Regions from separate parts of the Mus musculus genome. Here region 1 is linked to region 2. The links are chromatin loops, found by intact Hi-C in ENCODE. Cell type or tissue: left cerebral cortex. All regions are shown on one strand. Each heading gives the region's core, and the rest is flanking DNA. Links, peaks and the distances in the headings are about the cores only.

Evidence for each region. A loop is a pair of places that touch in the nucleus more often than their neighbours do. Peaks named below come from ENCODE experiments on the same cell type or tissue, not always from the same donor. Only the 100,000 strongest peaks of a DNase experiment are listed, where the experiment ranks them.
Region 1: a loop joins it to region 2, with 3 times the contacts of the local background. A loop is called at or near these places in 9 of 42 quality-filtered maps.

What each region holds. Positions count from the first base shown.
Region 1 is chr2:143,109,383-143,124,733 of GRCm38, reverse strand. No RefSeq gene overlaps it. Among named protein-coding and RNA genes, the nearest start is that of Otor, 39 kb to the right of the region's middle. In left cerebral cortex, for the core only: CTCF peaks have their summits at 7,163 (motif pointing left) and 10,799 (motif pointing left); DNase peaks (open chromatin) are centred at 6,451, 7,149, 9,814 and 10,777; H3K27ac peaks cover 1,253 bases.
Region 2 is chr2:143,702,755-143,718,105 of GRCm38, reverse strand. All of the region lies in intron 5 of Pcsk2 (proprotein convertase subtilisin/kexin type 2), which reads right to left. Among named protein-coding and RNA genes, the nearest start is that of Pcsk2os2, 79 kb to the left of the region's middle. In left cerebral cortex, for the core only: CTCF peaks have their summits at 8,626 (motif pointing right) and 9,425 (motif pointing left); DNase peaks (open chromatin) are centred at 5,007, 5,983, 8,687 and 9,655; H3K27ac peaks cover 963 bases.

The DNA of each region.
Region 1 (15,351 bases), core at 3,939-11,938, 590 kb after region 2:
CCAAACTTTGTTAGATAGTACTTAGAAAAAGTATTAAATGGTATCTATTAAAATAGAGTGAAAATAAACCAGAAATATGCTTACTTGACTTTTCATGATGCTGATGGGCCCAATCTTGTACAAGCTTTGTGCACATAGCTAACGACAGTTGAAATAACTTAAAATGCAGGGGCGATGTCATGTCCAGAAGAACGTTTTGTTGCATATCTCCTCGTCCTTGGTTCTTTCATTCTTTCTTTCCCCTCTCCTGAAACATGGCCTGAGCCTTAGAGATGTCATAGCTGTCCCTGGTGGGACTGAATAGGTGTGAAGCTATCACAATAGGGGCTGAGAACTCCGAGATCACTTAGTCTCAGCATGTTTCTTTTCACTGCCACCTGTTGCAGTAAGAAGTTTCTCAGATGAAGGTTAGATGTAGCACTGATTTACTGATGTAAATATAAATATCTAGAAGGCAGTTTAACATCATTGCTTAGTATAACAATAGTAGCAAGTTTCCCCCAAGTTCATATGATCTCCCAGCTAAGGGGTCTTGACCATATTTATAGAACCAGGCATAAATTTCCTCCTATGACTAGAGCCTCAAATCCAATCTGAGGAGGTTAGTTACTCCCATAACATTCAGAGGACATCTTGCCTACTAGGTCATTATGAACTTACTGATATATATACTTTGAGGAGTAGAGGCGTCACTTTACCCAGTGTTATAACTAAAGACAAGTTGCTCCAGCTCTACTGAGTAACTTCCCACTTAGGCTCACAGAAGTAACTCTAATTAAACTCAATGGACCACACACCGAAAAAAGACATCAAAGTAGGAAAGGATACACTGAGAAGAAAGATGCTAGTGGGAGACAGGGCGGGAAGTGTAAGAGGGGGGTCAGGGGTGAAAATGACTAAATTCCACTATATAAATATGCAAAACCATCAAACAATAAAAATGAAAAATATAAATATAAGAAAACTTATAAAGAGATTTTTTTCATAGTAGAAATTGTTCATGATAGCTAAAATTTTGTGAATAGCTTAAGACATTTAATGTCTTGCGTGGGGTGTATTCACACATGGGTGTATGTCAGAACACTGTCCAGTGAATAGTAACCTCTTACATAAGAACTTCCAAGGCCTCTGGAGGATTGTACAAAAATGATGCATCAGATAGGACTGCTGGACATAAATACCCTTAGTCACCAGCATGAAGGAAATGTCACTGTGATCAATCAAAAAAGGAAATCAATTCACCACAGCTCCCAAGCTTTTAATCATCTGCATCTCAAATTCTATTTATTCATTTTAAACGATCTCCCTGATCCATCGTCATCTCCACGGCTCTGCCAGGAACCAGGAAGACGAACCCACTATTCTCTGCCGCCTTGCTCTGCTGAAACACAGACGAGTGATGGAATGCCTGACGAAGCCCACTTCATAGCCCAAAACCCCAGACTTCTGTGCTCAAAAGGATTCTCTTCTTCAAATTAGAATACATAAGGAAATGTCTTCTCAGATGATGGTAAATTGACAAGGCAGTGCTTTCATACTCTACACGTATCCTATGACCCTTGTCTGGGTTCCTGTGCTGTTTGGTATTTCCTTCACATTCTCTCTAGCTCTCCGTTCTGCCCTCCGGGTGGATCGAAACACAGCAGCAGTGCCTGGAGATTCTTTCACAGAGAGGGCCCATCCGAATCACACCTGCTGTGAGTGGAAAGAGCAGGGGCAGCCCCTTGTGACTTGCCCTCTTCATCAGCATCTCTTGACTTCTGTTCACAGTCTGTTTCGGCATTTTATTATCTGCCCAAATGGCGGGGAGGTAGGCTGGGCACAGAATTCTAAAATTAATTGAATTTCTGTCTTCCTCTTCTGTCAACACATTGAGGCTCATCAATAATTTGTGTTCTCATAGGAAACATCTGGTATCTCATGGATGTTTTTTTCTTTAAAATTATCCCAAAAATAAAAGGAGAAACAAATATAGTTTCTAAAATGAGATGTGAGAGAGAGCAGGATTGGAGAGGGCAAAGAAATGTTGTCAGATAATCAACGAAGTGGCCCTCAATAGCTAAAGCAAAGAGCAATGCAAAATATGCTCTACCAACAAAGCTGTTTCAGATGGACCCTGTTAAAACACAGAGAAGGAGCAGGCTCCCCTGGCCACTAGGAGCCTCTTGTCTGCAACTCCAACTATCTGAGACAGAGCTAAGTTCTGGGCATGGAGGGTGGAGGGGGACATTGATAAACCCACTCACATGTGCCCCCCTGCAGCTGCAACAAATGTCACCTGTATGTGTTATAGAGCTAGCAAATTATTCATTCCTCTGTCGTCTTCCTCCTTCAAAGAAAGTGGAAGGGAAGGAGGAAACAGAACGTCATAGCTTAGATCTGAAATGTCTCCTAAGAGTCCAGATACTAGAGATGTGGTCCAGAATGTCATAGCTTAGGTCTGTAATGTCTCCTAAGAGTCCAGATGCTGGAGGTGTGGTCCAGAACATCATAGCTTAGTTTTGTAATGTCTCCTAAGAGACCAGATGCTGGAGGTGTGGTCCAGAACACCATAGCTTAGATCTGCAATGTCTCCTAAGAGTCCAGATGCTGGAGATGTGGTCCAGAACACCATAGCTTAGATCTGTAATGTCTCCTAATAGTTCATGTGCTGAAGACATGGTCCCCTGTTTGATGGAAAACTTTAGAGGTGGGGCTTAGTGGGAGGGTTTATATCATTGTATCATTGAGAGTATCATTGAGAGCTTCTTCAGGAGGTATGGGGCTCTGATTTGTCCCTCCCTGGCTATGAGTTCTTGTCTTAGGGTTTTTACTGTTGTGAAGAGATACATGATCACAGCAACTCCTATAAAAGAAAGCATTTAATTGGGGCTGGTTTACAGTTCAGAGGTTTAGTTCATTGTTCATTGTCATCATGGTGGGAAGCAGAAAGAGAGTGAGACACTGGACTTGACTTGAGCAACTGAGACCTCAAAATCTACCCCCAGTGACATATTTTCTCTAACAATACCACATCTACTCCAACAAGGCCGCATCTCCTAATAGTGCCACTTCCTAAAGGCACTCCTATGGAAGCTGTTTTCACTCAAACCACTACAGTTGCTCTGCCATGCATGCTTACGATGGTGTGCTGCCTTGCCAGAGCAGCAGAGATATAACCAGCAATGTACTGATGACTCTAAAATTGCCCCAAAGTAAACCTTTTCTCTTCATAAGCTGATCATGGTAGGTGTTTGTTATAGGAATGGAAAGCTGATCATGGTAGGTGTTTGTTATAGGAATGGAAAGCTGAAGAAAATGCCCCCGGCACCCATGTTGCAATTCAAGCACCAGCTTGGGGTCAAACTTCAGTGTTACCTCTATAACCTCCTGCATCATATCCATCTTTCCAATAACCCTTAGGGACAATTGTTTTGTTCTTGTGGTACCCATGTGGAAATGGGCTTCAGAGAGTCAAAGCATGCCGGGGTAACTCAGACAATAAGGACCAGGCTAAGAATAGACTGTATATTAAATTGGTTTTCCTGAAGTAGAACTCTCTGAAGAAAGTGTTTGGGAAGAGGAGGAAGTTTGATTTAGAGAATGACTCCAAGAAATGGAGAGAAGGCCACAAGAATGAAGAAAGGGAGAGGAGGAGGCAGCACAAATGAAGGTGCCTGCCATGTGGCACTGGTCAAGACTCTGGGATTTACCCACTGACAAACTTAGACAGACCCCTGGGGTCAAGGGGTAGGACATAAGTCATTTCCTAGCTCCATGACCACACCCTCCTTGGCATAGGATCTTACACACAGCTCAGCCTGACTACATCAAACTCTCCATCCAAGACATGTACTTGTTGAGTTCAAATCAGAATGTCAGATGGTCAAATGGTGTATAACTGAGTTTGACCTCAAAGGTACCCTTGCCACCAGCAGCAGCCACAGTACTTGCTAGAAATGCAAACTTTGGTCTCATCTGACTCAGAAGCTCCAAGGAGTGAAGCCCCATGGCCCAGGTTTGAACTAGCCCTCCAGGGGACTTTAATGGACTAACAAAAATGGTAACGGGATCTCACATCAACAACAGGCAACATGGGAACATGTATGACAATCAAAGGTATTTGTAATATGAAGGGAAAATGAAGAAAATGAAGGAGCTCACTGGACTAATTAGAGAAAAGTCATTGGCCAGAAAATGTAAACAGCAGATCAATACTGGTTAGGAACACTGACTGCTCTTACAGAGGACCTATGTTCAGTTTCCAGCATCCATGTTGGGCAGTTCCTAATCACCTGTAATTCCTGCTTCAAGGAGAACTGATGCTTTTGGCCTTCACACACCCATGCACCTGATAATCTAAAAAAGAAAAAAAATCTTTAGGACTGTTGCCCCCTGGAGCTCATAACCACTGTGGTTATCTGCAAAAGACCTACCCAAGACTAAGCCATAGGTAACCACAAGGTTCTACCATGGAGGAGAAAGGGGCTCATGACCCCAATTCAGGGGCTATTGACAGTTGATAGCTTCTGGGGGAGGGACAGTCCGTTCTCATTAAGGATGAAACGTGGCTCCTGGTAGGTTGAGCACAGTCCAGAAGATAGCTCCACACCCATGAATATTTGGGAAGCATAAATTGGGCTCAGTGAGTTATATTTTTAAAAAGCAAAGAGAATATAAAGTTAGAAGAGGGTTGGAAAGTATGAGGTGCATATGAGGGGAGAAAGAGGAGTGGGGCTAATATGATTGAAATATGTTGTATGTATATATAAAATTACGAAAGAAAATTAAATTTTTAAAAGAAAGGTGTCACATTTGGTGTATTTTTCTAGGACAGAAGTAATTCACTGAGGGCACCTTGCCCTGTCACAGCCACTGGGACTTCTGGACAGAGTAAAGAGGAGTCAGTGGGTTGAGGAAGTGGCTTAGCTAATAAAGTGCTTGCCACACAAACATGAGAACCTGGATTCAGTCCCTGCCACCACATACAAGCTGGGCCCAACAGTGAGTATCTAGAAGCCCAGCACTGGAGAGGTAGAGGCAGGAGCATCTCTGGGGCCTGACACCCAGTTTAATTGAACCAGCAAGCCCCATATTCAATGAGATATCCTGCCTCAAAAAAAATCAAAAAATAAGGTAGAGAGATTGAGAAAGATTTCTGACATAGACTTCTGTCCCCCAAAGGAGTGCACATAGATGTCTGCTCATACACATACAGGTATACACACTCATACATACACACATACACAAAGGATTCATACATGTATATAGAAGCAAATTATTTCTTTGTCATCACTAAACTACTGAAGGAAATTTCTTGTTTGGTTATGATTGTAGGTTGATAAATCAAAGTAACAGACTGTGTGTGTGTGGCTTTGTGGCCAATAAGAGGCAATATGTGCAGGTCACATTGAAGTACTTGCCAAATCTTCAATATGTTCAACATTACTTTAGTCTTCTCATTGCATGTATTTATAAACATCCATATATATAAGAAAGACAGAGGAGGAAAAGAAAAGGAAGGAAAAGAGGGAAGAAGGGAGGGGAGGAAAGGGGAAGGAATAGGTTGGAAAGTTAAAGCTATTCCTTTACATTTAAGAGTTAGGGAGAGCCCAGGGTGGGGTGTGGTGATGCAGGACTGTAATGCCAGCATTCGGAGGCAGAGAGGAGAATCTTGAGTTCAAGCCTAGTTTAGACAACATAGTGGAAGGGGAGAGGGAGGAAGGGAAGGGAGAGAAGGAAGGAGGGAGGGGAGAGAGAGAGGGTGAGTGAGAGAGAGGAAGAGGAGGAGGAGACAAAGGAAGTGGAGGAGGAATGCAAAGGAAAAAGCATCAAAGGAAAAAATGAGAGGAGAAGGAGGCGGTGGCAAAGCAGAGAGAGGAATCAACTCAGAGACAAGAGTTCGTAGATAATCTATTCACAGTATCACATAATGACTCAATAACGTGAACCATTCCTGAACACGTGCACAGACGCATTCACCTCCATCAGCAACTGTATGCCATGCATGCTCTGCCCCAGACAGTACTTGGAACAAAGGCAAGAAAATGATAAAAATGACCTTTCTCCCAAACTCACTTCCAGTTCATTTAATATGCAATTATAAGCCCTTTCTCCACACGCAAGCACTGCCAGTAACCATTCAACCAAAGGTGGGGCCCTGGGACACAAAATGTATCAGTTGGTCTGGCTATGATGACCTGGGCGGAGTGTGGGGGAGGTGTGTGTGTGTGTGTGTGTGTGAGCATATCAAGTTCCCTTCCAAAGTGGCAGGGACTGATGTTGCAGGTCTCCAGGAGGGAGGCTCTTTTTCCAATGACAGAGTGGGAGTCACTTTCCCTGCCTGGGGAACTGAACGCTGGGATTGGAGCGTTAAGCTTGGATTGGAGGTAATGCACGGTGACTAAAACAGAGAGTGTGCGGGATGTGGGAGCGCTCTCAGAAGAGTTTAAAGGCTCCTGGCAAGTCTGACGTTCTGGAAACCACCCAGATTGTTTTCAACTTTTCAAAAGATGCATATTCCTTCTAAGAGGGAGAGTCAATACAGACTCAGAAACCATGAATGTTTCCAATCCTCATATGTTGGGGCCGGCCTGCGGCTCTCATGTCTGGGTTCGAGCCTGGAAGGCATCTTGGAACTGAAAGAAAAGAGGGAGCCTAGGCGGGTTGAGAAATAATGGAACCAAGACAACTAGTCTGCTCAAGGTTCAAATGTTTAATGGCGGACACGCTTTATAAAGGAAGAGGAAGGCCCATTCCTGCCAATCATCCTTGGAGCCTGGAACCAGCTGCAGGTGATGATGTGCAGGATAGGGCGAAGTCTCTGGAATAGATGGTGGGGGGGGGGGGGCGCCTCTCAGCAGGTAGCAGTATCTTGAAGAGGAACAGCGACAATGGCTGAACAATAGAGTGATCTAGGGAGGAAGGCTCCACCCTAGATAATTTCCTTAGTGGCAGCAAGGTCAGGTTCTGGCTCAGCCTTGCTTCAGGCTCGTGGGAGTATTGTTTTGCAAGAAAACAATACTACCAGCTGTCAAATCCATCACTCTTAAGTCATTTATGCTCTTGTTTTCACCTGGGGCATCTGATTTTGTGGAAGGGGGAAAATGGTTTCAGAAAGCCTGCCTGGTTGTCTATTTATATGCAAGTATAATTCTTTAGTCAGCCACCAGCCTGTGGTGCCCCCTAGAGTTTTGGTGAAATGTGTTTCTTACAAATCCAATGGTTTCCAATGGAGAATCACCTGGAGAGTCAAGGCCTACTGCACTCAGACCACACGTGTGCAGGAGGAGCGGTCATTGGTAGTTAAATGGTGTTATCCCTCTCTTCGTTCTTCCCCAAATGCTTTTACTATACGAAGGCTTTTGTCTTCCCATATAATTTTACATACTTTAAAAATTACATTTAATTTGTGTGTGTGTGTGTGTGTGTGTGTGTGTGCGCGCTTGCGTATGCATGTGTAGTGTGATGTATGTGTAGTGTGGTGTGGTGTGATGTGTATGTGGTGTGGTCTGTGTGTGATATGGTGTGTGTAGTGGTGTGTGTGTGTGTATGTGTGTGTGTGTGTGTGTGTGTGTGTGTGTGTGTGTGTATGTGTGTGTATTGTGTATGTGGAGTTCAGAAGAAAACCTGCAGGAGTCTAAGATCAATTGGCTAGGCAGAAACAGCATTTATCCATTTATCCATTTATCCATGCTAGCCTCCCACATATGATTCTAGAAGCAGTTTAGTAACTTATTTTATAATAAAAAAAAATTCTGGGCTTTTGACTGTAAACCAGTTTGGGGGAGAATTATCAAGTTAACATTATTGATTCTCTGATCCATAAAACAGTGCCTGTCTCCTCTGCTTTAGCTCTTCAGTTTCTCGCAGTAACACTTTGCATTACTCAATGTCTAGACCTTGGAAAAACTAGACCCCACACCCTCACACACATACTGATAAATATGTTTTTTAAAAGCATAGCTTCGGAAAAAATAGAGCAGCTTCTTAAACAATCAGATATGTATCTAAACATGATCTAGCCACAGTCTCCTAGAGCAGTGGTTCTCAGCCTGTGGGCCAAGACCCCTTTGGCAAACTTCTATCTCCAAAAAGTATTTAGATCATGATTCATAGCAAAATTACAGTTATGAAGTAGCAACAAAAAAAAACTTTATGATTAGGGGTCACTACAACATGAGGAACTGTATTAAAGAGTCATAATGTTAGGAAGGTTGAGACCCACTGTCCTAGAATGTCCTTGAGTGTCTTAGTTGGTGTTCCCATTGTGGTGATGAAACACCATAACCAAAAGCAAGTTGTGAAAGGAAAGTGTTCTTTGGCTCACACACATCATAGTCCATCACTGATAGAAGTCAGGGCAGGAGCCCAAACAGGGAAGAATCTTAGAGGCAGGAGTTAATTCAGAGGCCATGGAAGAGTGCTTTTTAGGGGCTCTTGTTCTCTCCCTGAGGTTTGCTCAGTCTGCCATCTTATAGAACCCAGGACCACTAGCTCAGGGGTAGCCCCACCCATAATGGACCTGACCCTCCCACATCAGTCATGAATTAAGTAAACGCCCTAATGGCTTGCCTACAGCCCAGCCTTATAAAAGCACTTTCTCAGTTGAGGGTCACTCCTCTCAGCTTGTGGCAAGTTGACATAAATCCTGCCAGCACCTAGAGAAATAAAAGCCTGTTGGCCATCAGAGCTGAGAAGCATTCGGGCGATCTCTAGAGCTTTTGGTTGTCTCTGTGCCCTCTGTCATCACCCCCTGAACACATCAGTCCTGTAAAAATTCTTGACTTTGATAGTCAGGAAGCCAAATTTAAGAGAAACTGCAATTCCAAATATATAAAGGAAAATCTGTTTTTTCCTGAGTTTAGTGGTGATAGCAGCATCAGGAGGCTAAGACTGGATGAATGTTAGTTCAATGCCACTCTGGCCTACGTAGTGAGTTTGAGACTATCCTGTACTGCACCACATATAACCTATGGAGGAGGAGATGGGGGAAAGCTAGTCATTATTTGTTGGGCTAAAAGCTCTTTGTACACATTTCTTTTTCTTTTCCTTTTTGCATACTAGCACAATACCACTGACTCATACATTGATTTTAGCTCTCAGTCCTAGGGCTATCAGTGGTGGTCTTCCTGTTAGCAGAGTCTCACGGTGGTTGGTGTAGGGGCCAGAGAAAGAGAGTGTGTGCATATGTCTCTCCTGGTCTCTCTCTCTCTCTCTCTCTCTCTGTGTGTGTGTGTGTGTGTGTGTGTGTGTGTGTGTGCTTTTGAAGCTGCCTGCATTCAGTCACGGAAATGCTATCGGGGTCACTGTAGCTGATCATAATCTCCTGCCAGAGACCCCTCCTATACACACCACAGTCAGGTGCTGGCTGCTTCCACACCCTTAATCACAGTGAAGATTAATGAACACACAGAGAGATCACGGCATTTTAACTTAAAGAAAAAACTTGGTGTGCACCATGAGAGATGGTTTGGGGGCCTCTGTACTGCAGAAGGGATGGGAGAAATGGTGTTTCTTCTCAAAAGGGAGGGATGAGGGGTTGGAGGAAGAGGCGACAAGAATAAAGGGATGGTGCAGGCTAGAGCAAGTGTCATGGAAGGTGGCCAGGATCAAAGAGAAGTGGCACTGCTATGACTCTACTGCAGTACCACTCCACGTCTGTGGACCTCTGCATATCTCTGAAACCTCCCACAAATGCAGCACATTGCTCACCAATGCACCTGCCAGTCAGCTTCTAGTGAAAGTTAAAAAAAAAAAAATGGTTGGGTCTCAGGCATTCTTGGGCAGAGTTGAGAGTAGGAGGCTGTCACTGCAGAAACCCAGAAACAATCTGTCGGAGCAGATTTTGGAACTCGGCCACCTAAAGCTCCCTGATCAAGCTGGTTTACTTGAATGCCTGGAAAGTGGGGTGGGATGGGAGAGACTGCAATGTAGTAGCCATGCTAGGCCATTGCATGTCCCTCCAACATTCCATAGGAACCGTACTGCATTTTCTCATCTACTGGTGGATAGAAAAGGAGTGTGAATCATTTGGAGCAAGGCTGAGACACTAAGTCAGCACGAGACATGGGGATTCCCTCCAGAAAAGCAGAGACATTAAAATCTGGAGGGAAAAATAGCAAGCTTGAGTCAATACAGCAAAGGGGATTTGTGTGCAAAACAGGAACTTAGAAAGGTTAATGGAAGCAGGTCTGCTCCAGAGTTAGGTCTCCCTGTAGAAATGACATTAACTTCCACAGTGCACAGATACAGAGAGTCAAGATGGACAAGTTATGTTGGAGTATGCTGTCATTGATACACAGAAGAGAAAGACACATTTTAGAGATTGCAAGGCTGGTTAGGAAAGAGAATCCTCTAAACTCAACTTACAGCAATCTGTGATGTCACAGCAGGAGAGGCACGTGCATATATCGTTGGAATAATGTGGTTTCTTAGAACACATTCCCCAAGGAGTAAATTCTGGGTTCTATTGTACAGCTCTCTGTGATGCTAGGGAACTGACATGTCTGACCATACTGCATGGCTACCATGCAGAGAGACATCGCTCTGAGATACAGTCAGTCTATGGATTTGGCCAAGGAGATAATTAGTTTATGGGCACTGGGGTGAGTATGATTAGTGAGGCATCTCTGCCCACTCTCAGAGTAATCTGCAGGCCACTTAAGGCAGTTTCCTTTTCACATAAAGAGCAACCAAAGGCAGAGAAGAATCTCCTTTGGGGAAAGCTAGATCTCATTTGCAACTGATGTATGTAAATCTCTTACATTTCCACCTTAACCAAAGCCTCAAGTTTAGGTTTTATGTGTTTGTGGTGCCATCTGCTGGTAAGATGTAGATTTCATATTATGAGCTCTCAATTCAATTCTCCAAACTTTGTTCTTTTACACTGAAAAATTGAGGACTCCAAGTACCTTTTTTTTTTTTTTTTTTTTTTAGATTCATTTATTTATTATGTGTAAGTACACTGTAGCTGTCTTCAGACACTCCAGAAGAGGGAGTCAGATCTCCTTAATGGATGGTTGTGAGCCACCATGTGGTTGCTGGGATTTGAACTCCGGACCTTTGGAAGAGCAGTCGGGTGCTCTAACCCACTGAGCCATCTCACCAGCCCTCCAAGTACCTTTGCATGGAGCATATATATAACATTATCAGTGATACTGTAATTAGGAACTTGGAAAAAGTTCTTATTTGTTTATGTAGGAGAGTAACAACAATTAATCCCATATAAATGTAAATAATTTAAATAAGAATATTGTTCTCCAAATTGTAAAATTATTAAAAAAAGTGTAATATATGCCTTGAGGTTTTATGTGCATATATATGCATATATACATATATACACATATATGTACATATATACACATATATGTACATATATACACATATGTGTACATATATACACATATATGTACATATATACATATATATCATTATATATAACTATATATTACCTAACATATTGAAAGAATGGATATGCATATATATGGAGAGAGAGGAGAGAGAGAGATTTCATATCTGATTCCACAATTCAATCTGTCTCATTATTGTGTTTGGGAGCATTTCTGTTTGCTTGCTTTGTTTTTATTTGTGGGGGTGTTTTGCTTGCATTACATACATTCCTGGTAGCTGTGGAGATCAAAAATGCACATCTGAGCCTCTGGAGCTGAAGTTCTGGATGACGGTAAACTGCCCTGTAGGTGCTGAGGACCAAACCCTGAATCTCTGCAAGAGCAATGAGGGCTCTTGACTCCTGAGCCATCACTTCAACCATTCAGTTGCCTTCACCAATATATATGAAGAAAATCCAAGCTTTTCAGGTAACTGAAGGTATTTTTATTGTATCTGAAAATTTGACAGGGTGAATTCCAGGAGTTTAGGTGCACTGTGAATCTGCAAACATACCATTAAACTTTCACTTCTCTGTAAGGCTAAAGTGCATTGGTGTATAGGTTTAGAATAGATTTTCATCAGTGTGTGATTTTGTGGCATTTTCTCTTTAAGGATAATTTTAAGGTGTGGATAGGGGGAGAATAGAACTCTCTCCCTGTCCTGAATTATGTAGATCACTCACATTTTAGCATATCAGCTTACATCACACACTAGGGAAAAAAAATCTCACTAAATACAGTTCCATCTCCAGTCCCTTGTTTACAAACAGAAATAGCACAGTGTATGCAGGAAGAGGGCCTTGGCATCTCTCTGATGATCCATTCACACAAGCAGCACCTTGACTGACAGAATCCAAGTGTCACTCGCAGAAGCTGAAAAGGCTGAGATTAGCTCACTGACCGCTCAGGCAGACATTTGCTACTTATTTTTAAGTCTGAGATGTATTTGATTTTGCACATCTAAGACAGAGATCTTCGTTCAGTATGTTTAGGGTAAGCTCTGTGGTGGTTTCAGATTGTATCTTGTGGGGAAATTTATCCCATTTCCCGTACCCAGAGAGATTCTAAAGCAATTGGTCAATCTACTAATTCCAGTTTGACAAATACTATTTTAAGCCTTCAGGTTTCAACCCCACAGTTCAGACATGCCTAGAATGCAATTTTAAGGTGTACATCTGCTCTCTGTGCCTAATTTGTAGCTGTCCACTGGCACAAGCAGAGGGATTGTAATGTCTTCCAAGACTTTGAAGCAAAAGGAAATGTTGTCCTCCCAGTGATAGAAAAATTCATTCCTGCTTCTCTAGTTAGTGGTTAGATTATCACCACGTTGTTGTACCCCGCTCCTTCCTGTTGGCTGGATGCAATTTGCATGCATAAAGCGAGCAAGAATCCCATCTTTTCTCTGTGCTGCTGTATGGATCTTTTAGGCTGTTCCCTTGTTACATTTTGAGCATCTGAGGTTTTGAAGGTCCCTGGTGTTATCGATCTGGTGTTATATATGGGTCGCTGCTGTTATATAGAACCCACTCACGTTATTGATCCGCTTGTTACATTTTCAGCCCGAGCAACTTGATTTTAATGTTTATCATTCTTTATTTTTTATGTTAGTAAAAACATATTCTTTTTACTGCTGTTTCTCTTCAGATACTTTCTGGGTATTTCTATTGATTCTGTGTCTTCTAGATGAACTTGAAGATTAAATCAATATTGACTTTGCTTTCTTTTTGCTTTAGACTGGGCTATGCAGGGTTTTGGTTGTTTTTTTTTTTTAAGATTTATTCATTTTTACTTTATGGGCCTGGGTTTTTGTCTCAAAGTATTTCTATGCACCATGTGCATGCTGTGCCCTCAGAAGCCAGAATTCCCTGGAACTGGAGTTCCCTAGTTCTGAGAGGGTTCTGGACTCTGAACCCAAGTCCTCTGGAAGAGCAGCAGTGCTCTTAACTGCTGAGCTGTCTCTCCAGCCCTGCTAGACTTCTCAGTCTGCCAATTGCTTCTTGCCATTCAGCACCCTTCCCTCCTGTACCCTAATCTTGCAGGAACTATTCATGACATACTAGTAAGTCTGACCTCGTTTGTCATCAAGACTGTCTGTCAGTTCTTTTTCCTCCAAAAGGGACAAACTTTCTTGCTTGGTTCTCAGTCCTCTGTTTTCTCTGTCATTTAATCTTGGTTGTCAACATGACCAGCTTGAGAAGTGCCTACAAAAAGAGTGAGTTACAATTGGAGCATGCTCATGAGGAAGTTTCCAGAGAGTATTAGTGGTGGGGGAGGGACAATCACTGAGTGGGAAAAACCCACCCTGGGTGTAGGCTGCACCAGGCAATAGGCTGGGAGCCCAGCTGGAGCAGAAACATGGACTATGTGCAAAGCTTGTGGGTGTGCAGGCACGCTTCACTTCTTGAGTGAAAGCTTTCTGGCCAGGAGCTTTTTGCTTTTGCGGTTGTCTACAGACTACAGGTTGTCTACAGGTTGTCTACAGGTTGTCTCCAATCCAAGATTCTTCAGACATGATTGTGGCTTTGCCCCAGTGACGAGGGTCTTCAGCATCCCACAAGGACTGCATGATTGATCCTCCATGAGAAGCTTCCTGCTTCTTGAAATTTCATTTTTCTCAGCTCTCCAGCCTTCAGAGACTATTGTGGGACTATCTAGACTCTGATCCTATAAGCTAGGATTGTTAGTCCTGTGTCGGTACAAGTTGAGTCCAAGCGGCATCTTGGAGAGGTGGAACTCGGGAAGTTTGACTGTGCTTATCTCATGCTGCCAACCCCTCGGGGTGGGAAAACACAGTCTGAGATGTGGGAGAGCTGGAGCTCGTTTGGGGGTGCCCGGGCCTGTGACAAGGCCAGGGCTATGGGGTTCCAGACCCTTGGGATATCCAGGTGCTTCTGCGAGTTGCAGAAGAGCAGAGAGCAGAGTCAGGTCGTGGACTGAGGACAGCATCCAGCCTGGGCCAGGGTAGGGAGCGGCGGGGAATGGGAGCTCCCTCTTGTCCTAGAGGTGATTGTTTTAGCTTGGCAGAGGCAGGCTTGAGCTGTGGCTGGGAGTGCAGAGAGGCCTTCCACTGGAGAATTAAGCTGGGGCCCTGTAGTCAAATGCCTTTTCCATGGCTCCCCATGGCAGATCTTGATGAAAGAGACAATCCATGATTCTAAACAGTTTTTGGTTGTTCATGGTGAAAAGTGGATACATAAAGTACCATACCTACTTCTCAGGGTAGACCTGAGGTTAAATACCCTTTGCAGGGAGGAACGTGTGGGAAGGAAGAAAAGCTCATTGGCTAAGCCCTCCGGGCCTCAAGGTATCTTATTAGCATGGAGAACTCTGGTTTGGGCCTATGTGACCAAAGGACACGAGTCTTTTATGTGAGGAGCATGGCAGGTGTTTCAGGTCAGGAATCTGGCAGGGAGCAGGGAGTTGCCTAAGTCTCAGGTTGTGTGCCCACCCAAGTCTCCAGGTCTCAGCCTTCTCTACCTTATCAGACTTCCTGGTATTCTAGTCAACCCTAATTCTCTCTTTAGCCTCTAAATAAGGGCATTGAAAATAGACTTTAATATTTACAGTTTTTAATCAATTTTTGAGAACTCTATTATGTCTTCTTTATCCTATAAAACAAGGTATCTAAATCTTTTCAGTACAATCCTATAAGATAATATAGTATTGATCATGCCATCTAGACCGGGCCTTTCTGAGCCCATGCTGACACTACTTAAATATTCAAGTATACCTTTGCATGCTGCTGCCACCAATCATCAGATAATTTGTCATTGCTCTGTCTAGGAAAATAAATATGACTAAAGGTGTCAGAGCAAGGTGTTACCTACCTTCATTGTCAGTTTGACATGACCATTTAGCAAAACAACAACAGAAGGCATCCCATTCCTCCCCCTAGTGCCTATCTCTCCTGTGGAGCAGACCTCACATCCAATCAAATACCGGTTGGTTACTTCCATACCTTTCATGTCCTTGTTGCACTGGT
Region 2 (15,351 bases), core at 4,192-12,191:
GCAAATGTAGAGATAAAGGCAACGAGGATGCTTTCCTAAGAATCCAGAAACAATGGTCAGCACTTGGTAGTGTGCAGTGACCGAGGCGCTAAGATGCCTCCTTTCTAAGCTTATAGTGATTTGGGGAGTGGGATGGGCTGGCATCGTACTGGTGGTCATTGGCAAAGCTGAGCGCTGAGGTCCTGGGGTTGGAGCACACATAAGCACATTCATGGTGCACACTGACTTCTGAATTGGCCCTATTACTACAAATCACTTTGAATGTCACTTTTCTGTATGTGTGGCTTATGCACATGTGCCTGTATGATCTGTTGGGTGGCTTGATGCATAGGAAGTGGATACATTGCATAATCATAGCCAATTAAGACTTGGAAAATTTGTTCACCATGTGACACACTTTTGGTCCATCTCTGGATTTCTCAGATAACCACCATGTAGATCCCTACAGCGTGTAGTCCTGCTAGCTTAGAATACCTTGCAGATGGTAGCAAGTCTATGTGTTCCTTTGGGGTTTGCCTTCATTAGTTAACACGGCACTTTGTCATATGCCTATTCTATTGTTTGCACTAGTTTTTATTTTGATGTGAGATAGTATACTGTTGTATGAACTTATCATCCATACACCAGTTTTTACCTATTCACTTCTGATGGACATTATAGTCCTTTCCTTTTGCTAATACAAATGCAGCTGCTGTGTGGATGTCTTTCTATGAGTGGGTGTTTCTCTTATGGGTGGGAGTCGTGTGTTTTCCTGGCTATGTGAAAAGCATGCATGCATTTGTGTGTGTGTGTGTGTGTGTGTGTGTGTGTACAAGAGTGGACAGGAAGCTCCTAGACCTTTTCTTTGGGGGTAGACACTCCAGCATGGGTCTTTGCACCACAGAAGTTTGAGGTAGCAAACAGGTTTGGCTGTTTTAAATTCGCACCCCGATGCATGCCTACAGGCATTTGGCCTTGGAGGAAAGATCATGGGACAATTTCCTTAGCAGTAAAGCTTGCATTGAGTGCCCCCTTACCCACTCTAGTCCCCATCTCTTTAAATCACAGACACAGAAGATACACTGCCCCTTACAAGTCCAGTCCAGAAGACAAGTCTCTCTGCTTGTGGTCTCTGGAGCAGCAAAGTCTAAGAAGTCCTTGGGTACTTAAGTTTTTATTTCCACAACTAAACACCATGACTAAGGCAAACTTAAACAAGAAAGCATTCAATCGGGGGCTCATGGTCCAGAAAGTTAGACTCCGTGACCATCAAGGTAGGAAGCCTGGCATCAGGAAGTTAGACATGGTGCTGAAGCAGTAGCAGAGATTACACATTAAGACAACAACCATGAAGCAGAGAGGTGTAGCTGGGAATGGCAAGGGCTTTTAAAACCTCAGATCGCACTCCCAGAAACACACCTCCCCTGACAAAACCACTAACCCTTCCTAAGTAGTTCCACCAATGGGACCAAACAGTCAAATAAATGAACCTATGGGGGGGTGTTCATTTTTGACACCCTCACATCCCCAAATCTGAGCATATATCCATCACCTTATTCATACTGCAAGTGATATTGTCAGCTATGGAGGTAATATATAGTTCACTTTCAAATGACCTGTTAAGGTAGAATTGCACGTCAAGTGAAAATTATTAAATAAAAGCATGGTGGGTTACAAAAATCCACATCTGATTTCATGTTTAGAAAAATCTCATCTCTGTTACAATTTCTCATTAGCCATTAATGATGCTCCAAGCGACTTGGTTGATGGTCACCATCAAAAGAGATTTGCTAGGTGCCTGCTGTCACTTGGAGTATAATGAGCCCCGAGATAGATATAGGTCCCTGCTTGGGATCCAACATCAATGTCACTGTTGCTAAAAATACTCCCACCAAAATCTTTGTAATTCCCAACACTCCATGATGTGTGGAGGATTCTAGTGTCCAATTAGTTTCCAGGCCAGCACTGCATTCTTTCTGATTAAGATCATAAATGCTTCTCAAAGCTCTTTCTGGACAGCCCAGGTCCTACTGATGTCGAGGGAGGCATCCCATGGGCTTCCCTCCCTGAGCCTGTTCCCCACTGAGGAGACCCCTTGAGGACATAGTGCCTGGCTGACCAAGTACCCTAATAAGACCTGCACTATTGGGCAGCATCTTCATCATCTCTACTTAGAGATACTGGGCCTGTTTCTAGCATCTCATCTCAAGTGCTGAGTGTTTCCAAGGATTTTATTTTATTTTTATTAGCTTTTTCAAGATGGAGTTTCTCTGTGTAGCCTTGGTTGCCCTAGAACTCCCTCTGTTGACTAGGCTGACCTTGAACTCACACAGATCTGGCTGCTTTGTCTCCTAAGTGCTGGGATTAAAGGTGTATAACACCACTTCCTGGATTTTTTTTTTTTAAAGAGGAAGAGGTTTGTAATTGACTACATAATTTTCCATATTTATTTAAATCCAAATAGCTCTCTGGCAAAGAAACTTTCTCTTTACTGGTCACATTGAGAACAGGGCCATACAAGTGCTCTGTTAGTGCAAGGTATGAGGGATAGATACTAGAACTTTTGAGTTTGGTTAAAAGTTTTAGGTACTTCATATAAACCATTGTAAAAATCTGACAGACACTGCACTTTCTTAACTATTTTCAGTGCCGAGTTCAGTAGTTTTTACATATTTCAGTGTGAGCCTGGAGAGATAGATGGTCCAGTGGACGAGAGCAGTGGCTGCTCTTGCAGAAGAACTGGGTTCCATTCCCTGCACCCACATGGAAGTTTACAACTGTTTGTAACCCATCCCGGCGATCTGACACCCTCTTCTGGATGCCAGAGGCACTGCATTCACTCAATGTACAGACATACAAGCAGGAGAAACACCCATCCACATAAATTAAAAAAGAAAAAAAGTGTAAAATACATTACTGTACAGACAATCTCCAGAACATTTGATCTTGCAAACCTGAAACTGTGAGCCTGTTCTACAAGCTAAATAAAAACTAAATAAAACAACAATAAAACAAAACAAAAACAACGCCCCCCCCAATAAAAACCCAAAACAAAACCCAGAAAACAGCAAGAAGAAAACAAAAAACCCAGAAACACTTTTTGAAATCACTTAGCTACTCTGGTGAGTGCTAAGACATGTTTGCCACTCTCAAGAGTGTATTGGCGTATTTAAATAGATCCAAAGCACTGGATGAACATCTCCTTACAAAAGCAACACAGCTTTTGCTTCTTGCTCAGGGGTTTTATTGGAAAGGGGGAGCGTTTTGTATGATTTCACAGTTATGAGAGTCCAATCCTTCCAGCTTACAGCTGAGAGTTCCATCCTGGAGAAGGGTGGCATCCTGCCCGCCAGATGCCACCCAGCTAGAAAATGCTCCTCCCCACCCCTCCCCGGGGACTGGACTCACATTGTATAGATTTGTATTTCCGGTAAAGCCTGTGTCTTTGTCTTGATCATGATTGGTCAAATCAACAGGTTTCAGTAGACCTTTTCTTAAAGGTTCAAATAGCCAACGTCTCAGGCTTTGTAGGCCCTATGGTCTGTGTCACAATTTGCCTTTATAGCAGGAATGCAGTCATCACCAGTAAGTAAAAAAGCCTGTTACTTAGAGCTGAGTGGCGGGGCACGTGATTAGTGTGTGCAAGGCTCTGGGCATGGTGCTCAGCTCTAAAACCCAAAGGAAGTAAATGAGTGTGGCTGTTCCTAACACAAGAGTGTAGTTGTCCCTAACACAAGAGTGTGGCTGTTCCTAACACAAGAGTGTAGTTGTCCCTAACACAAGAGTGGCTGTTTCTAGTACAACTTTATTTTAAAAATCAGAGAGTACAAAAAAAGGTCTCATTTTCCATTTAGTGTTACTACTTTATGCTTGTGCATATAGGAAACAAAATTTTAAGTGTAATTTTGCCAGTTAAATACAGGCTTCAGTGCTTTTTTCTTTAGATCCAGAGGACAGCTTGTTGGGCTCTGTGATATCCCAGTGCCATTTGTCTTCCTTTCAAGTTAATCAACACACTATGCTGCCATGCACGGAGGACACTGATCGTGACACGCAGTGGCACATGCAGACAAGACTCCCCTCAACCCCCCAATGCCGAAATGAAACTGTACATTTTTCACTATGTCAATATTAATTACTTGCAATTTAGCACTCAACATTATTTTTATATTAATCTCAACATAATGGGGTGAGTCTAATTTGGAATGATAAAATTCATTTGCATTTAAATTGATATTTTAAGCGCTCCCTCTGAGGAACTGATACCATCCATGACGACAATTATAAACATTCTTTCCAAGGCAGGTTTGTTTTCCTGTGCAAAGATTTGTAAATATGTTGTAAGGAGCTTCATATTAATAGTGAGGACATTACAATGACCTATTTCTGCTGAGTCCTGTGAGTTTCCATACTTGAGAATTCCCTTCTATTGGAATAACAATTAAACAAAGCCTATTAGCTAAGAACAAATCTATCTATCTATCTATCTATCTATCTATACACACACACAATTTCTTTTTTTTCAAACATTTTCATATAATTTTTATTAGTTTTCGAAGTCTTTCAAATACTGATCCCTACCACAGAAGAAACCCTGGTTATTTTTCAGCTTGAGAAGATGTGCTCTGGAAATCAAATTGCAGCTAACTGCACATAAAGAGTTAAAATCAATAAGAAAGCCACGGCCACACCCTTCCCTGGTTCCTCTCACTTGTTTTCTTTGGGACTGGACAAGGCAGTTTTGCATAGGGGGCCTTCTTTCCTCAGCTTCAGGCTATGAAGAAATACAACAGTTCTGCCCGAGCCAGGAAACATGAAAACACACCCATTTCTTGATTGCATGATTCTTGGTGGGGCAGACAGTTTTTCTTTTATAGTGAGATGCTGGTGGTGATTCAGGTTTAAATAAATCATTCCCACAACAAAGGGAGGAGCTGTCCGGAGAAAGCCGGGTGTCTTAGTGACTCTTCTATTGTTGAGATGAAGCAGCATGACTAAGGCATCTTATAGAAGGCAGGGTTTATTCTGGGCTTACAGTTCCAGAGGGACAAGAATACATGATGTTGGAGGGGAGGTAGCAGGTGGTGTGGTGGCTGGAGCTTCTGAGTGCTCACATTGAGAGCCTTCGGGCAGGAGGCTACTAAAGTATCAAAACCTGTCTCCAGTGACACACCTCCTCCAGCAAGGCCACACCTCCCAACCCTTCCCAAACTGTTCTACCAGCTGAGGACCAAGTATAGAAATCTATGAACCTATGGGGCCCATTACCATTCAAATCACCTCACATGGTCAGCAGAAACAACAGGGTACAGGCTAACATAGAGGTTTTAAGTAAAACACTCATTCCCCAGCCATGTAAGTGCTGATTAACTGCTTACACGGGCCTGGCCACCGACTTTGTGGAGGATAGCAAAGTAAATTTGACAGCCAAGATGGCTGGTGCTCCAATGGGCAGACATCCCCCACTTCACCTTTCCACCCCCTCCCAAAAGCATACACACAACTATAGACTATGAAGAGCCAGGAAGTAGCCAAACAGAGAAAGGTCCCTAAACTGAGATGGCCCTAACAGTGTGTGTGTGGAGGTGGGGGGGTGGGGGGGTGGGGCAGAGGAAGAGTTGCACATGTCTCAGATGCTGGGGCAGAAAAATGGTTGAAAAGGCCATAGAAGTCAGGCCATATTTTGTCTCACGGGACAGAGGAACTATCTCCTGTCTATAGGAGGAAGATGGAATTTTAAGGGCAGTGGACCCCTCAGGTGGATATAGGCAGGGAAGCAACAAGTCTCTCTTTAGTTTCTGCTTGTTTGAGGGAGAAAATGTTCAAAGAGTAGGAGCAAGCTGCTTTTGTGGATGTGAGTGACATTGGCCTGGTCCAGGATATTTTTTTTATGATAGGACCAGAGTAGTGACTACATAGAGGAGAGTGTGGGAGGGCAGGCTGAGGGAATGGAGGAGGGAGAGAGTCAGTGTTTGGGAGGTTTGTCACTGTTTTTGGCAGTGGCATTTGCAGAAGATGACTGAAGGAGGATCAGGTTGAATGAGGTGGCGACAGACATATGGTGAGCTTCACATTTTTCTGCTCCCCGGCTGTGTAAGCCACTAGCCTCTCTGATATTCAGTTTTCTGTTCTGTTCAGGTGAACGAGAAAGTGCCCATGCCCAAGAGGTACAGCTCAGTAGCAGAGCTTTTGACTCTACAAACCGTGTATCTGTTTGGTATAAGATACAGAGTAGATGCAACAATTCATGTAACATACAGGGCCAGGGACACTGTAAATAGCCACACTGCATCCTTACTGGCCAGGGTGAATCAACAGAAATGAAAGGGATCAAGCACCAGGGGCTAGCATATCTGAAGGCAAAGGAAGGGAGAGAGCAGAGATGCAAACACAACCTGGACCTCAGATTCTGTTAACTCACAATCAACTCTGCACAGGAAGGGAGATGGGGTTGTGAGCTAAAGAACTCTCCAACCCAACTGTCACGGAGTATTGGATAATCATGCCTGCTTGTGAGTGATTAGCTGGTGTGTTCCTGAACCACACTGTTATGTGCAGAGGACATTTGTTCTCTGTAAGGAGCTCAGCAAGGGACTTCCTGGATCAAATGGCTCAGTATCGATCTGGTCACTATTGTGGACACTTATGCAGTGACTGTGGACTTTGCACTGAGCCACTGAAGGGAGGGATGGAAGGAAAGGAGGAAGGGAAGGAGAGAGAGATAGGAAGAGGAAGAAGAAGAAAGAAGAGGAGGTATGGTGGAAGAGGAGAAGGTATGGTAGAGGAGGAGGAAGAAGAGGAGGAGGAGGAGGAGGAGGAGGAGGAGGAGGAGGAGGAGGAGGAGGAGGAGGAGATGCAAGGTGGGTCCAGCATCTAGACCAGAACAGAACAGCTTGATACCTTTAACACTCTGGGAGTCATTCTCTGCTTTCATGCCTGAAAGCAAAAACGCCATGTCCCTGCATCAAACCCTCCTGGCTCCTCTGCCCTTAGAATGACATTTTTCTCTCAAGCTGGCAAGATGGCTCAGTTGGGTAAGAGCACTGACTGCTCTTCCGAAGGTCTTGAGTTCAAATTCCAGCAACCACATGGTGGCTCACAGCCACCTGTAATGAGATCTGACACCCTCTTCTGGTGCGTCTGAAGACAGCTACAGTGTACTTATGTATAATAATAATAAATAAATCTTTGGGCTGGAGCGAGCAGGGACTGAGCAAGCAGGGTTGATCAGAGCGAGCAGAGGTCCTAGAATTCAATTCCTAATAACCACATGAAGGCTCACAACCATTTGTACAGCTACAATGTACTCATATACATAAAATAAATAAATAAATCTTTAAAAAAAAGAATTACACTTCTCTCCTCCCCATATGAGGCCAAGGATGGCCTAACTTTCATGGCAGTTTCAACCTTTTCCCTGCCCCATGATCTGAGATTTGTGAGACGCTTCCATTGGTTTCCCATTGTTTTTTGAGGTATGATTTTACTTTGTGTCTCAGGCTGGCCTTGAACTCATGCCAATCTTCTTGGTGCTGAGATTACAGATGTGAGCCCCTTACTTAACTTCAGCTGATGTGTATTTTTCTTGATAGATCAACAAAACCCTGATGTTTATATCTGCAATGTGCATAATTACTCTCTCCTATGACTATGAAGGCAGTTATAGTCTTCTTGAGAAGGGCAACCATCACAGTTTAGACATGGGAAAACCTAGGACCATTAAACAGTGCTTTCTTCCCTCCCTAGCAGCAATTCACAGAGAGTCCTCAAACATTCTGAGTGTCTTAGACATACACCAAACCTCTTACTTAAAAACTTGGCAATGTTAGGGCTATAAAATGCAAGTGCTATAAAACCCTCTCTCCATAGCTTAATGAAAACATCTCCCACACACTGTAATACATCTTATTATTCTATCCAGCAGATTCTGTATCGTGGAGAGGGTACGTACAGGCTACATGGAAAGATCAGTCCTCACCATGATACCCAGGACTGTGTGAAAGAACACTGCTAAGAGCTCAGCCCTGGCTTCCTGTACTTGGCTTCAGGTTTTAATTATTGGTTGGTAATTAAGGGTTCTTTCTCTGTGAAAAATAATTTCCTGTAGGTTGGGAGCTAGCAAGGTTACCATGTGGGAGAAGCTAATCTTATTTTTGCGTCAGAGATTTTTTTTTGGCTTGGCTACATAGGATGGAAAATTTTGCTTAGCCCAAATCTCCAGACTGTTCAACTGTAAGGTCAGCATCGTCCTGTTCTTCAGGAGCTTCCCCTGAGAGGATTGATTAAGAAGTCAGGGTAGCAAGGAGCTAAAGGGATCTGCAATCCTATAGGTGGAACAACAATATGAACTAACCAGTATCCCCTGGAGCTCGTGTCTCTAGCTGCATATGAATCAGAAGTCGGCCATCAGTGGAAAGAGAGGCCCATTGGTCGTGCAAACTTTATATGCCTCAGTACAGGGGAACGACAGGGCCAAGAAGTGGGAGTGGGTGGGTAGGGGAGCGTGTGGGGGGACTTTTGGGATAGCATTGGAAATGTAAATGAAATAAATACCCAATAAAAAAAAAGAACAAACAAACAAACAAAAAAAAAAGAAGTCAGGGTAGGGAAGCAAGCCAAGTCTAGATGTAATTTCGGGAAAATTCCTGAAGGGGGCGCTAGAAGATGTACACATTGTTCAGCCTGACATGGGGACTCACAGTTCAATAGCAGCCAAGAGGGGATGGGAAATCCCAAGCCTACTAGATTTCTATATCTGGAGGGTAATGAAGACTTTAACATCCCCATGGCAATTTTCCAAAAAAAGAGTAAATGCTGGAGTTGGAGTAAAAACCAGTCCAAAGCAACGGGGAAGGCACAGAAAATGGCTCAAATACTCAAATATATACTTTAGAATATTCAAATACATACTTCAGTTGTGAGAGTGATACCTGCAGTCACTGAGACACACTGGAGAGCTGAGTTCCAAGATTAGCTTTGCTCTAACTTGCACCCTGACCTCTGATAGTCTGCTGACCACCCAGCCTCAGTTTCTCTCTCTGTAGAGTGAGAGTCTGGGCCAGGACTTCTGGAAAATCCTCTACTTCTTACAACCTTGGCTTCAGCACGGAGAGCCCCGTCTGTCTACACATTTGCAGGACATTTGTTTTAACCATATACCTGGAGGGCCTTGAGAGGAGATGAAGATTTTGCTAGCTGTGAATTGTTGGTGTATCCTTAGAGCACTGGTGCCTAGGAGGACCCAAGTTCAAGGTCAGCCCTGGAACTCAGCCTTTTAAAGCAAACCATTCTGGGGCTGGAGAGATGGCTCAGTGGTTAAGAATACTTGACTGCTCTTCCCGAGGTCCTGAGTTCAATTCCCAGCAACCACATGATGGCTCATAACCATTTGTAATGAGATCCAATGCCCTCTTCTGGTGTGTCTGAATATAGCTACACTGTACTCACATACATAAAATAAATAAAATCTTAAAAAAAGACACCCTGTCTCTAATGGAAATGTGTCTGAATGTGCTTAGGAAAAAAAAAAAAAGCAAAACATTTCTCTACCAATTTCCCCAAATAGCCTTAAATTCACACTTAGGTCAAGAGCAGTTTTAGCTTTGAGAACACTCATGCTAGAAAAATGGGGAGGGCACAGACGCTCCTATCTACAGAATGAGGCCCAGGAGGCCCATGGTGTGGATTTTGGTCACATGGATCATCTCAGTGTTCATGCCATCTGGCTCCCTGTGCCTCTCAAGGGTGTAAGCTGCTAGATTTCCATGAGGAATAGATTGGGGAAATCAGGCAGGTCACTGCTGGCCTCAGAACGGGCTTACTGGTGTTCCCATGAACTGCTGGGGTAGTAATGCCCCACACTCTAACATTACCCACGTCTTGACCTATCCTCCCCACAATCCCACTTTCTACCTTCAGGGCCAGAAAAGTGGGTTGAGTCCTCATGTTCTAACTCGACTCCGACCCTTCATTAATCTTCATGCCTCTTTTTAACCTGGTGTCTGCTTTCCTTTCTTGATTTAAAGAATATGTGGTTACATTTGGCACAGCTGGGGTTATGGTTAATGGTAGACGGAGCACCCATCACAGGCTCATGAGTTGAATACCTGGCTCTCAGATAATGGCATTGTGGGAGGTTCTGAAACTTCAGGGGATGAGATCTGTCTGGAGGAAGTGGGATCTTGGGGATGCCTGCTACTTCCTGTTCCTGTTTTACTGTTTCCCGCGCATCCAGGAAGTGGGTTATTCTCTACTTGATGTTCTCACTGCCATAACGCTCTGTTCACGCTCTTGGGACCAAGTGACCATGGCCTGAACTCACTGAATCTGTCACTGAATCTGTGCAACAAACCAAACCTTTCCTCCACTAATTGTGGCTCTCATGTATCTTGGTCACATCACCACCAACAAACTAACCATTGGAAAATCTCCCTGTTTTGAGTTCATTTTAAGTCCATTGACAAAGTACCCTTCCATATGCCACAGGATGTCACAGTGTCTGGCAGCAGGGGTCAAGACATGGACATTCTGGAGACTGTTACTCTGTGGACAGCACAGCCATCCTGTCCTTTATTTATTTCTTTGCTTTAGATAGACTCCTTCTCTGTAGTCAAGCCTCTTGACTCTGTTGAGTCAGGTAGAAAACTAACTGGCATTGTGTATCTGCTAAGTTTCAAGTCATGTGCAGAGCTTTGAGGGTGTGGAAAATGAGACACGGCACCTGCTCTCTCTCCGGATGATCACAGACATGAACACAGATCATTGAGTATGTATGGCATTGTCAAAGACAAACTCCACAAAGATAAGGAAATAAAAAAACCCTTAAAAGTATGCAAACATATGAAAACATGTAAAAACTGAAAAGTGATTTGATTTTAGGTAGAGGGTGGGAGGGACTTGGGAGGAAGAGAGAAGGGGGAGGGGGAAAGGGGGCAGGATCAGGTATGGGAGGAGACAAGGATGATATATAGAGGGTCAGGAAATTGAATAGAGGTGTGCAGCAATGGGGGATAGGGAACTGGGGGTAGCCACCAGAAAGTCCCAGATGCCAGGAAAGCAAGAAGCTCCTAGGACCCAATGGGAATGATATTAGCTGAGATGTCCAACAAAGGGAAGGGAGAACCTATGGGGCCACCCACTCATCTCCAAATTTTTAACCCAGAATTGCTCCTGTCTAAAGGAAATACGGGGACAAAGTATGGAGCAGAGACTGAAAGAAAGGCCATCCAGAGACTGTCCCACCTGGGGATCCATCCTATATACAGACACCAAACCCAGACAGTATTGCGGATGCCAAGAAGTGCTTGCTGACAGGAGCCTGATATAGCTGTCTCCTGAGAGGCTCTGCCAGAGCTTGGACATGGACATTCTGGAGACTGTTACTCTGTGGACAGCACAGCCATCCTGTCCTGTGCTTTTCTTTATTTCCTTGCTCTAGATAGACTCCTTCTCTGTAGTCAAGCCTCTTGACTCTGTCGAGTTAGGTAGAAAATTAATGTCCAAATAAATGTCCAAATACAGATGCAGATGCTTGCAGCCAACCACTGGATTAATCATGAGGACCCCAAACGGAGGAGTTAGAGAAAGGACTGAAGGAGCTGAAGGAGTTTGCAGCCCCATAGGAGGAACAAACAACATCAACTAACCAGATCCCCTAGAGCTCCCAGGGACTAAACCACAAACCAAAGAGTACACATGGAGAGACCCATGGTTCCAGCTACATATGTAGCAGAGGAAGGCCTTGTGGGACATCAATGGGAGGAGAGGCCCTTGGTCCTGTGAAGGCTCGATGCCCCAGTGTAGGGGAATGCCAGGGTGGCGAGGTGGGGGAGCACCCTCATAGAAGCAGGGGGAGAGGGGATGGGATAGGGGGTTTGAGGAGGGGAAACTGGGAAAGGAGACATTTGAAATGTAAATAAATAAAATATCCAATAAAAAAAGAAAAAATAGTTAAGTCAGTTCAGAGATGTCTCAGAGGCCTGTAGGAGAATACAGGCTATTTGCATTGCTCTTGGTTGCCCATGGAGATGGTAAGAGCTTATAGCCAAGGGCAGCTCTCAGTTAGGTTATAGGCCACTGAGTTGGAAATTCGCTTCCAGCTGACTACCATGCAAGGCATGGAAGGTACCATGTGGGCTGCTGGGAAGGAAACTTCATCAGCGATCTCACCCATCTGTAGACTGTGTGTGCCACAATACAGATCCACGAAGCAAGATGTGCCCACGTGACAATGGTGGCATGACTATTTTGGTGATAAGAAACCGCTTTGTCATTATATTCGAGGCCTGTTCTTTGAGAGGGGACAACAACCCGAGACAGGCACCCAGGTCAAAAGCCTGTGCTTGAGGTGAACCTGAACTTAAGGGAAGAACCCAATACCATTGTTCCCAATTGAACATGTTGTCAAGCTGCCTTCTAAATATGCATGATATGCATGTTCATACCCATAGGCTAATGTGGCTTTTCACCTGCGGTAGTGAAGCTCTGTTTTATAGAGGTGGGGGAGGTTAATGAGGTCAAAGTGTGGAGAATAAATGACCAATGAGCAGAGTTTTAACCGGGATATTTATATGTAAACACTTCAAAGTCAGGGAGCACTGCAGAAGTGGAAAAGAGGGCATACGTAATTTCAGAGACGGAGGATCGGGAGGACTGTCATGAAATGCTGCTGTTTGGATATGATGTAGACACTGAAACCACGAGCACACAGCAGCTATGGAGCCCTGCATAACTTTTCTGGACCTATGTAGAAAACTACTACAAATATGCTAAGTAATATAAATTATTGTGTCAGATTTCTAGACGTGGGTCACCTGGATTATTTTTCCATACCTGAAATCAAGCAGAGTTGGAGATGGGATCTAAACCTTGGAGGAACTCTTCAAGTTTGCTGACTGTTGACAGAATTTGGTGATTCAAGATTATAAGATTGAAGCCTTCAGTTCCTAGACAGGCCACTACTTATCCTCCAAGTGCCCTGTTGGCAAAATAATATCCATGGAGTACAAAGAACATCGTAGGCAATCTTTGTGTGATGGCAAACAGGTCAAAGGCAACAGGTCAATCATGAGGTTTAAAATCCTTTTGGCTTATTTGTTGTCTGACCTTCAGATCTTCTCTCAAAGTGCACACCTGTTAAGTTCTGGCCCACACGGGAACATCTTCTCTTTGATTATCTAAAATTCAACTAACTAGGCATCTTAATTGATTTTGAAATTCAAGCTAATTAAGGGACTGACATCAGGTCACATTTATAGCTCCTCTCCAGATTCAAGGGGAATTAGTGTTTTACCAGGAGAGAAAACAAGGGGATTATTCTAGAGTTATGAACAACCTAGACACTTGTGTTCAAGGGAAAATGACTGAGATATTTTTTTTAAAGGGAAGAATAGAATTGGGTTGCAGGGTGGGTGGGTATGGGGGACTTTTGGTATAGCATTGGAAATGTAAATGAGCTAAATACCTAATAAAAAATGGAAAGAAAAAAAAAAGAATTGGGTTGCAATGGAAACTGTGGTTCTTATGATTCATCCATTTCCGTCCATCCATCCATCCATCTGTCCATCCATCCATTCATTCTTCCATAATTTAATATTTATTAATAGAAAACACATATATACCAACACTTACATGTGTACTCAGACAGACAGACAGACACGTACACACACGCACACACACACACACACACATACACACACACACACACACACACACACACACACACACACACACACACACACACACACAGCTAGCTAGCTAATCTCAGTTAATAATCTCCCTGGGGAATGAGACCTCCAGGTGAGTCTTTCATGAGTGAAAGAACAGTATTCTGGTTTGTAAGTGACTTAAACTCAGTGTATGAAATGAAATTATGTCAAGTACTTTTAGGAAATTTTAGGAGCAAGGAAGTGATTTTTGTGGGTCACTTTCAGTGTAGACTTCCAGATGTGAGCAGATCTCCTGATGAATGTCCAATCACTGACATGGCAGTGATCCACTGACAGGATTTCTAGGAAGTTGCCACATGCTCTCTCAAGAAAGCAAGCCTATCCCTAGTATGCAAGTTGCTACTCTTGAAGTCCATCTATTACTCTAGTTTTTTGCTCTGTGTGTCTTGTTGATTTTGCTGGACTCTTAAGTGCATAAGACTTTGTTCTTCTGGAGAGTATTGAGCACACGGCAGTGTAATTCTATAACTGCATGGAGACCACCAGGGGCAGGCAGGGATATTTTGCCCCTACATTTTACAATCCTGACCCTTAGAGCAGTACCTTAGAGTAGGGCGCATATACCTTAAAATTGACTAAGTTTACTAGAGCAAAGTCTAGTCCGGTGCGCAATTTGTAAAAGTTCATTAACGGCTGGGCAGTGATGGCACACGCCTTTAATCCCAGCACTTGGGAGGCAGAGGCAGGCGGATTTCTGAGTTCAAGGCCAGCCTGGTCTACAGGGTGAGTTCCAGGACAGCCAGGGCTACACAGAGAAACCTTGTCTCACAAAACCAAAAACCAAAAACCAAAAACCAAAAAAAAAAAAAAAAAAAAAAAATTCATTAACCAGATTTTTTCCTTTGCTTTTAGTTGTAATTTTGCTATAAACATGGAGCCCAAGGAAGGAGATCCATTTAATCAAATGAGGCTTATTTTCTTCCACTTTCATACCAAGTATGTCCTTATAAAAATGGACCATTTCCTCTAATCCACCGATTGAATAAAATTATAGTCATTTGTTCCAGGGTCTTTCCAAGGGATCATTTAGACAGATCTATTTATTCATTCTGGCTTTCTGGAGATGAAGTCCCCTGTGAACTGGTCAACACACACACACACACACACACACACACACACACACACACACACACAAGTGCTGAGAATAGCTCACCTTCCTTTCAATAAGACACAAAGAGTATTTAAGCCTCAATTTCACATGCATTATGAATGAACCTATTTAAATATTAATGAGCCTAAAAGCCTGGAGCAATGTATGCGATCAATACTGCATGACATAAGTCACCCAGGGCTGAGGACAGTATCTGTCTCCAGCCATCACTCCTTCATCATGGAGGCCCTGGGCCACCTGGCGTGCACACTGCTGCCAAGCCCTGGGGCAGAACTTCAGAGCTCTCCACAGGTACCTTCTCAGGGACAGTGATCTGTGAGGCCCCATCTGAAGAGGGCAGAAGAGCAGGTCCTCACCGGTAGCCTTGTTTTCTCTTTTAAGTACTTCGGTCACCTGAATTACAGGTGTGGAATCCCTAATGGTCTGACACTTGAGCTGGAACAAAGCCTCATCTGTCACGCTCAGACCTGGGAAACAAACTGTATCATCTGATAATATTTCCATCACCTCTGTCCAGGGGAGGGGTGTTATAGA